Regions from separate parts of the Homo sapiens genome. Here all the other regions are linked to region 5. Evidence: chromatin contacts called from ENCODE Hi-C or POLR2A ChIA-PET data. All regions are on one chromosome and are shown on one strand. The core of a region is the stretch at or near the end of the contact, and the rest is flanking DNA. Distances in the headings are between cores, read along the strand shown.

Region 1 (2,700 bases), core at 1-2,500, 930 kb after region 5:
CTTTGGGAGGCCGAGGCAGGTGGATCACCTGAGGTTGGAAGTTCGAGACCAGCCTGACCAACATGGAGAAACCCCGTCTCAACTAAAAATACAAAATTAGCCGGGCGTGGTGGCGCATGCGGATAATCCCAGCTACTCGGGAGGCTGAGGCAGGAGAATCGCTTGAACCCGGGAGGGGAGGCTGCGGTGAGCCGAGATCCCGCCACTGCACTCCATCCTGGGCAAAAAGAGCGAAACTCCGTCTCAAAAAAAAAAAAAAAAAAAAGATTGGTTACTAAGAAGGAAGAGGGGCGATGAGCCGCTTACTGATGATGAGTCACTCCTCTTAGGGAGTCACTTTCCTCAGCTGCAGAATGGCTGCCTTTTACACCTCTCAGCCGAGCAGCCACTCCGACATAAGATAACAGTCCCCCCTCTTTTTTCCTCTTTTTTTTTTTAACGTAGTGCTAGCCCCATGCCCCTACTCGGCCAGTGAGCACATCCCAGCTCTCTGGCCACTGAAAATGGCTCAGGGATGGGCACATGACCCAAATCAGGCCATTGAGTGGCAGCTCTGCAACTTCTAGCAGTGTCATCAAGGAAAAGAGACTCTCATTAGAGTTGCAGAGCTGGTAGAATAAAGTTGAGAGCTGTGAGGGGCCCCTTTTGCCTCGGTAAAAAGCGAAATGGTCTCCACCGAGAAAACTGCAGATCGAATTCTGACCACCTGGACCCAGCTCCTGTTAGACCCAATCTATAAGCCACCAACTTCCTTTTCTTCCTTAAGCCAGATTGAGTAGGGTTTTCTGTTACCTAAAACTGAAAATGTCTTGGTGAATAAGGGAATAATAACCTCTAGGACACCCTCGTCCCTAGCGGGTGTCTGCATGAGGGAGAAGCAAAATATTAGTACTGTGGTTCCCCTTGGAGAGAAACAGGACGCGAATGGAGCAGTTTGTCTATCTGGGAAATAGGCACGGGCTTCCCAAGATGGTCTTTGAGCGCCTTGCAGTCCCCACACCTCTAAGAAAAACAAGGCTTTAGCGGCAGCAAGAAGGATGGAGGCTACACTGCAGGAGAAACCAGAAATAAAGGCGGAAGCCCCAGGAAAGGCGAGGAGCTGGATCTCTTGGGGCAAAGGGAGCTGGGCCCCTAGGAACGGGCCCCACACGCTTTCACCACCCACCTTCGGCTCACCGTAGCCTGAACCTCCTTCTAAATCAGCCGCCGACTCACTAGGAAGCCGCCATCTTTACAGCCGGAAGTTGTACGGCGCAGCCCCGACGCCTCCTGGGAAATGTAGTTCAGCGGGCTGCAGAACAAGCAGAGACAGAAACTGGTTGAGGCTAGAAAGAACTTGGAAACTGATAGGCTGAAACTGGGTTGGGGGTGGGGTTTGGAGTGAGAGCTGCCTGGAGCTGGGTGCGGCGGGACCTGGAATGTGATTGGCTACACTGGAGCAAAGTATGAAATGTGATTGGATTAAAAAAATTAGTGAATTTTTGTTTTTGGCCGAATCAGACTACAATAGTCAGTGCTTCTACCGTGATAGGCTGAAACGTGGAATAGAGGTGGAGCTTGCAATGTGATAGGCTAAGAGGGACGGAGAAGGCCGATTTAGGGAAAGAGGAGGAGCTGATTGGTGATTGGTGGAGCTGGCCTGAGCCTCCATGTGGGGCAGGTATTCCCATGTGGGTGTGGCCTGAGCATCCAGGGCCCTTCCCAATTACTTAATTCTTGTTCCTTATTTTACATATATTTGCATGAATCAAAAAATACTTACTCTGGTCTTATTGGGTCACTGTAGGTGGAGCGAAGCTAAGTCGGGCCTATTTCAAGCCTACCTCTTTTTTCATGGCTTTTTTTTTTCTTATTTTTAGAGACAGGGTATCGCTCTGTCGCCCAAACTAGACTGCAGTCACGCGATCATGGCTAGTCACTACAGCCAAGCGATCGCTCAAGTAGCTGGGACTACAGGCGAGGACCACCGCATCAGACTACCCTAGGCTTCCTTCCTTTTTTTTTTATTTTTATTTTTTAGATGGAGTCTCACTCTGTCGCCCAGGCTGCCGTTGTCTTCTTAGTGCACACTTCCCCCTTAGCCCCAGAAGTATTTATTTATTTATTTTTATTTTTTTGAGACAAGAGTCTTGCTCTGTCGCCCAGGCTGGAGTGCAGTGGCTCAATCTCGGCTCACTGCAACCTCCACCTCCAGGGATCGAGCAATTCTCCTGCCTCAGCCTCCCAAGTAGCTGGGATTACAGGCATGCACCACCAGGCCCGGCTGAGATATATATAGTATTTTTAGTAGAGCTGGGTTTTTGTTGTGTTTTTTTTTTTCGTTTTTGTTTTTGTTTTTTTGAGATGGAGTCTCGCTGTGTCACCTAGAGCGGCTCTTTGAAGGCTCTAAGCCTTTGCCCAGGAAGTTCCTTCTGCCTGGAATGCTGTTCCTCCTGTTGCTTTTCTGGCAAGTTCTTTATGCTTCAAAGCTCACCTTACACAGCCCCTCCGGCTATTCTCGAATTAGAGCCTGGCCAATGTGGCCGGCTTCTTTGACCCTCAAAAAAAAAAAAACAACTGAGGAGTTGGGGGCAGTGGCTCACACCTATAATCCCAGCATTTTGGGAGGCTGAGGTGGGTGGATCACGAGGTCAGGAGTTAGAGATCAGCCTGGCCAATATGGTGAAACCCCGTCTCTACTAAAAATACAAAAAATTAGCT
Region 2 (2,700 bases), core at 25-2,524, 840 kb before region 5:
TTGACTCCGTTTCAAAAAAAAAAAAAATACAAAATTTAGCCAGGTGCGGTGTTGCGCACCTGTAGTCCCAGCTACTCGGGAGGCTGAGGCAGGGGAAGCCCTTGAACCCGGGAGGTGGAGGTTGCAGTGAGTCAAGATCATGCCACTACACTCTAGCCTGGGCGACAGAGAAAGACTCCGTCTCAAAAGAAAATTAAACGTGTGCCATGACATGCTGGGGACTCTAAAAGACTCCATCCACATGTCCCTCTACCAGCCACACCCACTCTGGTTCAAACACCAGCCTCCCCTAAGGGCGGCGTCACCTGCCACTCCCAGAGCCTAGACTCCACCTCACTCACGTGCTCAAAGCCCGGTAGTGGCTTCCCAACCCTCTCAGAACAAAACCCAGCCTCCTTATCCGCACCTTCTCTATCTAAGCCTTCCAAGTTCCTCTTCCCCGCCTTTCTCATCCTTCCCAGCACTCAAGAGACAGCCTTCAAAACCACTTCTAGATAAAGAGCAGCCCTGCTTTCCCGTCCCATCACTCTGTTATTATTTGCACACCATTACCTGTATCTAGAGCAACATCGTTCACTCATTTATTTGTACCCTGTAGCCTCCTTGTCCCCACTGCCTAGGACGGGGCCCGACACGCAGCAGGCACTCAGTGCACAGGTGCTGAATGAATAAATAAAATGAATGAAAATAAAGCGAATGCCAGGGAAGCCGAGGATTTTGTCCCCAGGCGGCTTCTGTAAAATTCTTTCATTTTTTTTTTCCCCCCAAACCACGTACCCGAGGGTCGCGCCAGCCCGACCCTGCGGCACCCCCACTCCCCACTCCGCGCGGGACAGGCCTCGGCAGCCGCAGCGTCTCACCCGGTCTTCGCGGCCACGTGGGGAAAGGTGGGGCGCGCGGTTGTCACCCAGGGAGCCGCCTCTAGCCCCTTCCGGCCGCCGTACGCGCGCAGGCGCTGTGGCGCCCCTAGGCTTGGCCTCCCAGAGACTCGCGGACGCTCACGATAACCAAGGACGACCGCGAACCAAGGTAAAGCCAACGAGGCCACCTCGTGCGCGACGGAGGCGTCTTTGCCGCCCCTTCCGGGACGCTCACGGTGGTCGCCGCCCCCAGCAGGGAAATGTTTTGCCTCCAGAGCGTCCGCCCAGAAGAAGCGGACAGCGCGCTTGCGCAAGAGAGCCGGGCCGCGGCGGCCCGCGCCTGCGCACCAGGACTCGGCGGCGGCTTGCGCCTGCGCGGCGCGGCGCTGCGGAGACCGTTGGTTCATTTGCATGTCCCCGCCTCGCGCGGCGGCGGCGGCGGGTGAGGAGCCTGAGGCGGCGGCGGGGGTGGCTCCGCGCGCGGTGGTCTCGGGGTGAGGCCCGGGCCCTGGCGTCGTCGGTGGGTGGCTCCCGGGGTGGGAAGCTCGGGCTCGGCCTTGGGGGCCCGCCCCGGGCTCCGTGATGGCGTCGCAGGCTCGGCCCTCTGGCTGCGGCGGCGGCCGCGTCCCCGCCGGGTTGGCCTGGGTGGCCGGCTGCGGCCTCCCGGGCCCGGCGCCCCCATTTCCTCGCCCGCAGAGGCCGGGAGACGGCGGGCCGCGTCCACAAAGGCTCATTGGTTCAGTCGTTCATTCATTCCTCCCGAACTCGGAGCGGCCCCCGCTCGGGAGGAGATAACGGCGCCCAGCGCTGCATCGGGCCCTTGCCCTCTTTAGAACCGGTTCAGCCCCCACACCAGCCCCTTTACTGGCTGCCCATTCCATAGGTGGGGAAACGGAAGCACAGAAAGCTTAGAATCGTGTGATTTGAACCTGGGTCACCTGACCCGGGAACCCTGCCCTTTGCCAGCAGAGAACAAGGGGGCGCCCCGGGAAAAGGGCTGAAGGATGGGACTGGGGGAGGCGGGTGGGGGAGGCGGTGATCGTGATGGGAAATGGACCCTACGGGTTGTCTCTTGAAGTTGGAGGTTTTGCGAAGCGGGATATCTTGATGGTTAAGGATGCAGCCCCTGGACCCCAAAATGTTGCTTAATCTTTTTACTCATTCTTCGGGGCTTTGGATGCACGAATACCCTTTTTGCCAGGTTCAAATCTGGGCTGTCTGGTCTTGAATGGGTCGTTGAGTCTGTCTCCCTTTGCCTCCTCACCCTAATGTCATTCATAACAGGACCCGCCTCTTCAGTGGGTGGTTGGGAGATCGCGCAAGGACCCAGCGCAGAATGAACTGTCACTAGTTCATTGTCATTGGTTGGGGGTCCCGCCACTCACTGTCAAGAGGCTTCTTTTAGAAGGGAAGGAAGTTCTCAGAGCCTCTGTGCCCTGCTGAGTCTGTGAATGGGAAAAGAGTGATCCTGGGCCAGGCGCAGTGGCTCACGGCCTGGAATCCCAGCACTTTGGGAGGCCGAAGCGGGCGAATCACTTGAGGTCAGGAATTCAAGACCAGCCTGGCCAACATGGTGAAACTCCATCTCTACCTAAAATATAAAAATTAGTCGGATGCGGTGGCGGACTCCTGTAATCCCAGCTACTCAGGAGGCTGAGGCAGGAGAATTGCTTGAGTCCAGGAGGCGGAGGTTGCAGTTAGCCGAGATCATGCCACTGCACTCCAGCCTGGGCAACAGGGAGAGTCTCAAAAAAAGGAAGAAAAAAAAAAAAAAGATTGATCTCTTCTTTCCTAACCACGATTTGCGAGGGTTGTGGTCCCACCCTTCCTACTCTGTTAT
Region 3 (2,700 bases), core at 170-2,669, 1.0 Mb before region 5:
TTTGGGAGGCCGAGGAGGGTGGATCATGAGGTCAGGAGTTCGAGACCAGGCTGGCCACCATGGTGAAACCCCATCTGTACTAAAAATACAAAAATTAGCCAAGCGCGGTGGCGGGCGCCTGTGATCCCAGCTACTCGGGAGGCTGAGGCAGAATTGCTTGAACTCGGGAGGTGGAGGTTGCGGTGAGCAGAGATCGCACCACTGCACTGTAGCTGGGGCGACAGAGCAAGACTCTGTCTCAAAAAAAAAAAAAAAAAAAAAAAAGAAAGGAAAAAAAAGCCGGGGCTCTGGGGTCAGCTGTCTGGGTTCGAATCCCTCAATTTATAGGCCGTGAGAACTTGGGCACGTGACTTAACCTTTGAGCCTCAGTTTCCTCCACGACAAAATGTGGAAATGAGACCTACAACGAATTATGTCTGTACATAGCTTATCGGGGGATCTGCTAAGCGTGGAGCTCAATAAATATTCGCTATGGTTGTTGGGAGGGGCTCCCCATAATGAGTGACGGCTCAACAAAGGTGCGATTGGTCCCAGTCCCACCCGAGCCTCCTAAATCGATCCAGGAGGTCCACTCACCTCCCCACGAGCCTCCTCTGTCCCCCCGCGCCGAAAGCCCAGTTCTCTCAAAACTTGGGGGCCCAAGTCACAAACTTTTCTCTTCCAATGGATATAGCAGGAGGCAAACTGGAGACCGGACCCTCAGCGATCTGGCTTCCTCTGCCGGGACAGAAAGCAACTTGATACTCGACCGCTACCCCCACCCCAGAGCTCCCCCACTGCGCTTGCGCACCCCCGCCCCCCAAAAGTGAGGAAGGGCCCGGGCAGTAAGTGCTGCCTCTGGCCCTTTAAGACTTAGGGGAGGGCGTGGGTTCCGCTGGGGTCCTGGGAGGGCAGTTGCGCCTGCGCCTTCTTTTCCCCTCCTCACCGACTCGGAGGGAATGGGCGGGGCCTAAAGGGCTCTGAGAATTTCACTACGCCTGCGCCCGCTCACCTTTACCCTGCCCACAGATTTTTCCAGAGGGAGCCAATTGGCTCCGGCTTCGGGTAGATGGGCGGGGCTATCTCAAGAAGAAGAAGTAGGGGAAGTACGCGGGGCGTCTGGAACTTAAAGGGGCAGCGTACCTTGGCCGTCCCGTTCCACAACAAGGTCCCTTCTGCGGTCTCAAAGGCTTATAAGCAAGGGCGGGGGCAGAGGGCTAAAGAAGGGAGTTTTTGCGGCCCGAGTGGGTAATGCGTGGAGGACTCCCCCAACTCGTCTCTCAAGGAAAAGGGGGTTCAGAAAGGGAGAGAGTTCTTCCCCCTCTCCTGCCTGGGTGTCGCTCCACCAGCCTCCTGGCCGTCGCGCCCCCTCCTCACTGCGCCACCCCCGGGTGTGCCTCCTTCCCTGCGTCTCACACAGCCCCTTTCTTGTCCGCAAAGACTGAGGAGCGGGGAGGGCGGGCCCTCTGACACCGGAACAGGAGCCGTGCGGCGTCCGGTTTCAGCAGGGAAGGCTTAGGCGGGCGTCCCAACCTCCGGGCTTCCGGTGCCGTTTCCCGGTTCGCTCGGCCGCGGTCGCTATGGAGGAGCCGGAGATGCAGCTCAAGGGGAAGAAAGGTGGTGCGGGCCTGCGGGCGGGACAGAGGGGGCCGGTAACTTGTGGAGGGGCGGCCTGACAAAGGCCGGGCGCGGAGGGACCGTGCGAGGAGCAGTGATTGAACTGCCGTCCAATCCCAGCTCTGCCGCTGACTAGTTTTGAAACCTGTAGAAAGGCTCCGTGTCTGCTTTAATTACCGGTCCCCCCAGGATTGTTTCAAGAATTCAGTAGCTGAGGCTGGGAGTGGTGGCTTTGTAATCCCAGCACTTTGGGAGGCCTAGGCGGGAGGATCGCTTGAGCCCGAGACCAGCCTAGGTGACATAGTGAGATCTCGTCTCTAAAAAAATACAAAAATTAGCCGGGCGTGGTGGCGCACGCCTGTGGTCCCAGCTACTTGGGCGGCTAAGGTGGGAGGATTGCTTGAGCCCGGGAGGTCAAGGCTGCACTGCAGTGGGCTACGGTCGTGCCACTGCACCCCCAGCCTGGGTGACAAGTGAGACCCTGTCTAAAAAAAAAAAACTCAACAACCTGATATTTGTAATGCATTGGAAGAATCCCCGGGGCGTAGTAATCGCTGTGCGTCTTGTTTCCTTTTTTTTTTTTTTTTTTGAGACAAGGTATCACACTGTCGCCCAGGCTGGGGTGCGGTGGCGCGATCATGGCTCACTGTAGCCTCGATCTCTCTGGCGCGGGCGATCCTCTTGCCTCAGCTTCTCCAGTAGCTGGGACTACAAGTGCACACCACCACATCAGGCTAATTCTTTAATTTTTTTTTTTTTTGACGGAGTCTCGCTCTGTCACCCAGGCTGGAGTGCCGTGGGGGGATCTCAGCTCACTGCAACCTCAGCCCCCTGAGTAGCTAGGATTACAGGCACACACCCCCATGCCCAGCTAATTTTTTTGTATTTTTAGTAGAGACGGGGTTTCACCTTGTTGCTCAGGCTAGTCTCGAACTCCTGACCTCGAGTGATCCACCCACCTTGGCCTCCCAAAGTGCTGGGATTACAGGTGTGAACCACTGCACCCAGCTAATCCCCTATACTTTAAATCACCCTAGATTACTCACATCTAGAATACATAATACAGGCCTACACATCACTTCATTCACATGGATTCAAAGAAGT
Region 4 (2,739 bases), core at 32-2,531, 950 kb before region 5:
AATATAAACCAGGCCCGGTGGCTCACGCCTGTAATCTCAGCACTCTGGGAGGCCGACGTGGGCGGATCACCTCAAGTCGGGAGTTCAAGACCAACCTGATCAACATGGAGAAACCTCATCTCTACTAAAAATGCAAAATTAGCCAGTCGTGGTGGTGCATGCCTGTAATCCCAGCTACTCGGGAGGCTGAGGCAGGAGACTCACTTGAACCCAAGAGGCGGAAGTTGCGGTGAGCCAAGATCACACCATTTCACTCCAGCCTGGGCAACAAGAGCGAAACTCCGTCTCAAGAAAAAAAAAAATTAATACACAAATACATAATAAAATGTAAAAACGAAAAGGTAATTACTCAGGCCCCACACACAGGAACCCACCCCCATAAAGATGCTCAGACACTCAGTCATACCCAATATATGTCTACACTCAGGCAGACACACTCATCCACAGAAAGACAAATGGCAAAACCGGGGCACAAACACCAGAAGCCCTTTCCTCCTAGCGGTGAAATAAAGAACATCAGATCCCTGAAGCTGACATTTGGTCCTTGATCCAGCCACGCCTGAAGCTGACACTATGGCTAGTATTTTCTGTCACATGAGCCAAAAATTTTCCTTTTTTGCTTGAACCCATGTTAGTTGATATTTTGTGGAGCACAGCCAGAGTCCTAGCTGATAGAGATGAATAAGGCACTTGCCAGGTGAAAAAGATTGAGGCATTCTTTTTTGCTTTTGTTTTGTTTTTATTTTAAGATTGAGGCATTCTTGAAGGCATTGCAAGATGTAGGATATTTACAAAGGCCTGGAGGTATGAGACAGCATGGTGGGTGCAAGTTGTACTATAGGGTGCACAATAGTGCTAGCAGCAGATTTAAGTCAGGCAGAAGGGTCTGAATTCAGTCTGAGTACTTAGCCTACTTAGTACTTAGGAGTACTAAGTACTTCGTCTACTAAGTGGGAGCCATTGAATGTTCTTGATGGGGGGAGGGAATTCTACTCTCAGAAATGTCCCTTAGGTGGGAATAAATGCTTTCGCTGCAAACCTTTGAGATAAGTGTAGGAAAGAGAAAACTAAGCCTTAAGAGAGGTCGGCCACGCAGGCCTCCCAGACACAATCTTCACTTTGATCGATCCGAACCAGCGTATCTGAACTACAATTTCCGGCATGCAACGCGAGCGGCCTCCTCGTCCCTGGTGATTTGCCGGCTCAAGACACACTGATTGGTCGGACGGGATGCTCGTCAGACCAGAGTCGGGCTCTAATTGGTCGAGTTTCCGCAGAGTGCCCGGAGCCCTAGGCCGGTGGGTGAGTGCACCGCGTTCTCGCACGCGTCATGGTGAGCGAGCGTCCCGCGAAGTGGGGGGTTCTGCAGGGCCGAGGTCCAGCCGAAGGGGTCCAGGGAGACACTGAGGGAATGGATTGGGGTTTCTTCTTGGGGATTGGAGGCTCTGAGGGATTCGGGGGCACGCTGAAGGCCGTGTGTCCCTCTCTGGGAGCCCTGCTCTCGCTACAGGACCTCCGAGGGAGTCGGCGGGAGTTGTACCCAGGGGGACTAGAAGCCCCTAAGCGTTCTGGGGATTCTGCCCTCGAGACCTTTTAGGGGTCTGGGATCCTTTTGAGGGGTCGTGGTCCCACAGAGGGGACTGGGGACCCCAGCACATTTGGAACCTGGTTAAGGCGGTGTGGGGTCCTGTTGGGGGTCCACTCTGGGGACGGGGGTCCTGCAGGAGCGTGGGGGCCGCGCCGACAGGATCCATCGGGGGTCCCTGCTATATCGGGGTGTGTGGAACGGGCAGGGGAGGCCGTGGGAGGTGGACTCAGGAGGTCTGGTTGGCCTCAGGGCGGGCAAGGTTCTCAGAGTGGGAGACAGGAAAGTTGGAACCTTCAGGTCTCACGCGGCTCTGGGTCCAACCTATTGAGTGTGTTCTTAAAACTTAGCCCAGCCCCTGGGGGTCAGGCTGGTGCAGGGAGATGGGGGACTCCCACAACCCTGACGGGACCGGCCTGGGCAGAGAGAGGGACGTGGAACTGGAGGGTCTCTGCCTGGGACCATCCCCGAGGAGGGGCGCTGGAGATGGCCCTGAAGGAAGGGCACTGATGGCCGGAATTATTGAAAGTGGGGCGTCGTCCCAGGCGGAGGTGCAGGACGCCGTAGGAGATGAAGGCACAGGCTCCCGGGAATGAGGAGGGAGGCTGCATTGATTTTATCAGGGTTCTTGAGTTCGAGAATCGTAAATCCAGTGAAGGGAAAAGAAGGAGCTGATGGAAGACTCCAGAAAATTCTTGCAGATGTCTGCAGAGCCCTGACCCTGAGACAGGAGGCTGGGTGGAGGGCAGGGCCATCAGAACATCCCTGGACAGACCTCTGGGAGCCTTAGGTGGAGAGATGCACCCCTCCACCACCTTTTCCCTTGGGGGGTTTTGGGGGGTGGTGGGGTCATTGATGAAGAGCCCAAAGGTCCAGGAAGACCTCTGAGACTCCAGTGGTTGGGTGCAGGGAGGGCTGAGGAGAGAGCTGAGCTGTGGGGAGGTGGAGGGATGGTCTCTAGCTATGCCTGCAGGGTGCAGAACCAAGTTGGGGGCTGACTGTGAGACTGGGAAGGGCCTGAACCACCTGGAAGGGTATGGGATGATGGGTGAGTGCTAGGGTCTCCCAGGAGAGCCTGGAGGAGGCTACTGGTTGAGCTCAGCAGAGAGGTCTGGGCTGGAGGTGTCACCGTGCTGAGGTTTTGATGGGCTGGC
Region 5 (2,700 bases), core at 131-2,630:
GACAAAACAGAGCAAGTCAGTCCCAGTGAGAGAAAGAGAGGTTATAAACATATAAACACGTGCCCCAATGGAGACACCCTGAAGTTGAGGGAGTTGTGTTACTTTTCCATCACAGACCAGGAAGCCGGGCTGGGAGGTGGAGAATGAGAGACTCCTCTATTAATACCGCTGTCTTTACCGAGCCTAGGGCTGGCACGGTTGCACCCCATTAAGTCTAGCCTCAATTTCTCTTCCTTCAGGCCTCAGAGCCTTTGCATTAGCTGTTCCCTCTGCCCGCTGGTTCCCTCTTCATGTCTCAACTGAGTGTGGTCCCCTTCTTTGGGAAATGCTCTCAACCTCCCGCCCAGGGCAGCCCCAACAGATACAGTCCTCGTCCCTCCTACACTCGCCAGCGTTCACATCGGCCGAGTCCGTCCTGTCCCCGCTGTGACCTGGCTCCTAGTCCAGGGCGACCCAAACAGGGGGCAAATTGGAAATGCACCTCTGCATCCTTCTTAACACAAAGCTGGCTCCACCCCTCCCGACCTATGAGAGGCAAAGCCTAGGCTTAGGAGGCTCCTTACCCAAGAAGTACCAGACGCCCAGCAATGGAGAGGCTACCAGCTGATCCACGAGGACCTTCTTGAGGACATTTGGGAAGCCTCGGAGGCCAGACGCAGGGAATAGGCGGTCCAGCGACAAGTACCAGTAGTGCAGGAAGGGACCCATGCTGCAGCCCACCGCAAACATGCTCGCTATAAGAGTGTAAGTCAGGGGGCTGGGTCGGGCCGGCAAGTTCCTCAGTCCATTCCCTCTCTCCCTCCCTGGCTAAGGCCTGGGTAAGCCCAATGCCATCCCGGAGCCTCAGCCTCACCGGGAAAACCGGAAGAGCCCACCCGTGCATTCTTCCACTACAAGCCCCACCAGGAGGCGCGGCTCCAGAGGCTCCTGGGTAGTGGGCAGAGACCTCCGGGGGTTGGGAGGTGATGGAGACCCAGAGCTGCGGGGAGACAGACACCCGGGGAGAGGCGCGGTCAGGGCAAGGGTCCTGCGGGGGACTGAGGCCACGGGTCAGGGGTCACGGCCCGCAGTCGGGTGTCGGGATCAAAGGTCGCCCGGGGTGAAGGACTAAGCAGCGTGGCGTCCTCACCGGAGCGCCGTGGGTCGAAAACCTGGCCGGGCCGGGCGCGGATCTCCCAGGACTGGCGCACGCCATCACCGGCCGCCATGAGCGCGCCGCAGCCCAGCGTGTTAGTGACGAGCAGCGCGCGGCCCTGGAATAGAAGCTGCCCCGCGGATAACAGGCGGCGTAGCCGGCGCCAGCCACCCCGCGCCATCGCCCTCAGGAACCAAGGAACCGGCGCGCCGCTCTGCTTTCGCCGCGCCGACCAGTCGCGAGTCACTGTCGATCCCAAATTGCCCGCCCCTCCGGCTCCCCGGCCAATCGCATAAGGATCTTCAGTCCGCAGGTCCGCCCCGAGCCGCGACGCGTTCACCAATCGCAGGCAGCCTCGGGGAGCCACATTGCCCGGCCCGAAGAGTATTGACCAATAAAAGGCAGGCGTTCTATCCCAAGGTCGAGCCCCCAACGACCTCCCGAGCTTCACGGACCAATCGGAAAAAAGAATTGCGTTACGTCCCGCATGCCGATTGGTAACGTTGCACTCTTGTTTCCCCGCCCCTTTCTGTGCCAGCCTATGGGAAACCGTCGCAGCCCCGTCCTACCGACACGCCCAGGACGGCACTGGCCAGTCGCAGACCGGCGTCACGCTGGCAAATCAGTGACCGTCGTCCCGCCTCCCGCGTTAGGGTTGGTCAATCTTAGGCAGTTACAACGCCTTCTGGCCTGGTTGCCCTACGTATTTCCAGATTCTCCTGGACTTAACCAGAAGGGATGTGATCTGTGGCCAGAAACAATTATATCCTAATTATACCGTTCCCGTAGGGAACAATTATTTTTTTTCTTTTTTTGAAATGGAGTCTCGCTCTGTCACCCAGGCTGGAGTGCGGTGGCGCGATCTCGGCTCACCGCAACCTCTCCCTCCCGGGTTCAAGCGATTCTCGTGTCGCAGCCTCCCAAACAGCTGGGATTACAGGCACGGGCCACCACGCCCAACTAATTTTGTATTTTTGGTCTAGACAGGGGTTTTGCCATGTTAGCCAGGCTGGTCTCGAACTCCTGACCTCAAGAGATCCACCCGCCTTGGCCTCCCAAGGTGCTGGGATGATGATAGGCGTGAACCACCGTAACTGGCTTAAAAAATGATTTTCAATGGAAATCCCTATGCATTCTCTACTAGAGTCGCAAACTACTGCCTGTGGGCTGTTAACTGTTGAAGGTGTGCAGGTTCTTGGCATCTTGAACAAAGAATTGGACAAAGTGCACAAACAAAGCAAGGAAAGAATGAAGCTTAACAAAAGCAGAGATTTATTGAAAACGAAAGTACACTCCGCAGGGTGGGAGCCAGTGGAGCATACGGACTCAAGAGACCTGTTTAAGAATTTTCTGGGGTTTAAATGCCCTCTAGAGGTTTTCACTGGTTACTTAATGTACGTCCTATGTAAATGAAGAGGATGAAGTAAAGTTACAAAGTCATTTACTGGATGTATGCCCTCTTTAAATGGAGAAGATATTTCCTGTCATAGCTGAATTGTTTCCATTTGATTTGGCCTTATGTTCCCTGCCTCCAGACCTATTCTCCTGCCTCAGGGCCAAATCCT

Evidence for each region. Hi-C counts contacts between places; a loop is a spot of excess contacts on that map. ChIA-PET counts read pairs that join two places held with the same protein, here RNA polymerase II (POLR2A). Pooled maps may share reads with other maps.
Region 1: a loop to region 5 is called in a pooled map, with 6 times the contacts of the local background. The contact joins the promoter of BABAM1 here to the promoter of MPV17L2 in region 5. A Hi-C loop is called at or near these places in 5 of 50 pooled maps. POLR2A ChIA-PET finds 5 or more read pairs at or near these places in 2 of 52 experiments (HEK293 and activated CD8-positive, alpha-beta memory T cell).
Region 2: a pooled map shows a loop between it and region 5 (17-fold over the local background). The contact joins the promoter of SUGP2 here to the promoter of MPV17L2 in region 5. A Hi-C loop is called at or near these places in 2 of 37 single-sample maps with no recorded cell type and 7 of 50 pooled maps.
Region 3: a pooled map shows a loop between it and region 5 (18-fold over the local background). The contact joins the promoter of RFXANK here to the promoter of MPV17L2 in region 5. A Hi-C loop is called at or near these places in 1 of 168 maps with a recorded cell type or tissue (naive thymus-derived CD4-positive, alpha-beta T cell) and 9 of 50 pooled maps. POLR2A ChIA-PET finds 5 or more read pairs at or near these places in 1 of 52 experiments (activated naive CD8-positive, alpha-beta T cell).
Region 4: a loop to region 5 is called in a map of B cell, with 16 times the contacts of the local background. The contact joins the promoter of TMEM161A here to the promoter of MPV17L2 in region 5. A Hi-C loop is called at or near these places in 1 of 168 maps with a recorded cell type or tissue (B cell) and 5 of 50 pooled maps. POLR2A ChIA-PET finds 5 or more read pairs at or near these places in 1 of 52 experiments (Caco-2).

Annotation. Positions count from the first base shown.
Region 1 is chr19:17,265,993-17,268,692 of GRCh38, reverse strand. It overlaps BABAM1 (BRISC and BRCA1 A complex member 1), which reads right to left and starts at 1,250. Exons shown (of 9, transcript NM_014173.4): 1 at 1,166-1,250. RefSeq lists enhancers at 762-1,473, 981-1,480, 1,741-2,200.
Region 2 is chr19:19,032,091-19,034,790 of GRCh38, reverse strand. SUGP2 (SURP and G-patch domain containing 2) reads left to right here and starts at 1,274. Exons shown (of 11, transcript NM_001017392.5): 1 at 1,274-1,354. ARMC6 (armadillo repeat containing 6) reads right to left here and starts at 1,188. Exons shown (of 9, transcript NM_001199196.2): 1 at 861-1,188; 2 at 553-660. The coding sequence starts at 581. RefSeq lists silencers at 1,185-1,614, 2,035-2,114 and an enhancer at 2,041-2,542.
Region 3 is chr19:19,190,977-19,193,676 of GRCh38, reverse strand. RFXANK (regulatory factor X associated ankyrin containing protein) reads right to left here and starts at 1,419. Exons shown (of 10, transcript NM_003721.4): 1 at 1,123-1,419; 2 at 577-717. It overlaps BORCS8-MEF2B (BORCS8-MEF2B readthrough), which reads left to right and starts at 1,525. Exons shown (of 12, transcript NR_027308.2): 1 at 1,525-1,596. It overlaps BORCS8 (BLOC-1 related complex subunit 8), which reads left to right and starts at 1,525. Exons shown (of 6, transcript NM_001145784.2): 1 at 1,525-1,596. The coding sequence starts at 1,560. RefSeq lists an enhancer at 553-642.
Region 4 is chr19:19,137,020-19,139,758 of GRCh38, reverse strand. TMEM161A (transmembrane protein 161A) reads left to right here and starts at 1,281. Exons shown (of 12, transcript NM_017814.3): 1 at 1,281-1,333. The coding sequence starts at 1,331. RefSeq lists enhancers at 874-1,063, 1,344-1,553, 1,038-1,899 and a silencer at 1,204-1,283.
Region 5 is chr19:18,191,898-18,194,597 of GRCh38, reverse strand. It overlaps MPV17L2 (MPV17 mitochondrial inner membrane protein like 2), which reads right to left and starts at 1,380. Exons shown (of 5, transcript NM_032683.3): 1 at 1,130-1,380; 2 at 564-734. The coding sequence starts at 1,316. RefSeq lists an enhancer at 1,236-1,285 and a silencer at 1,676-1,855.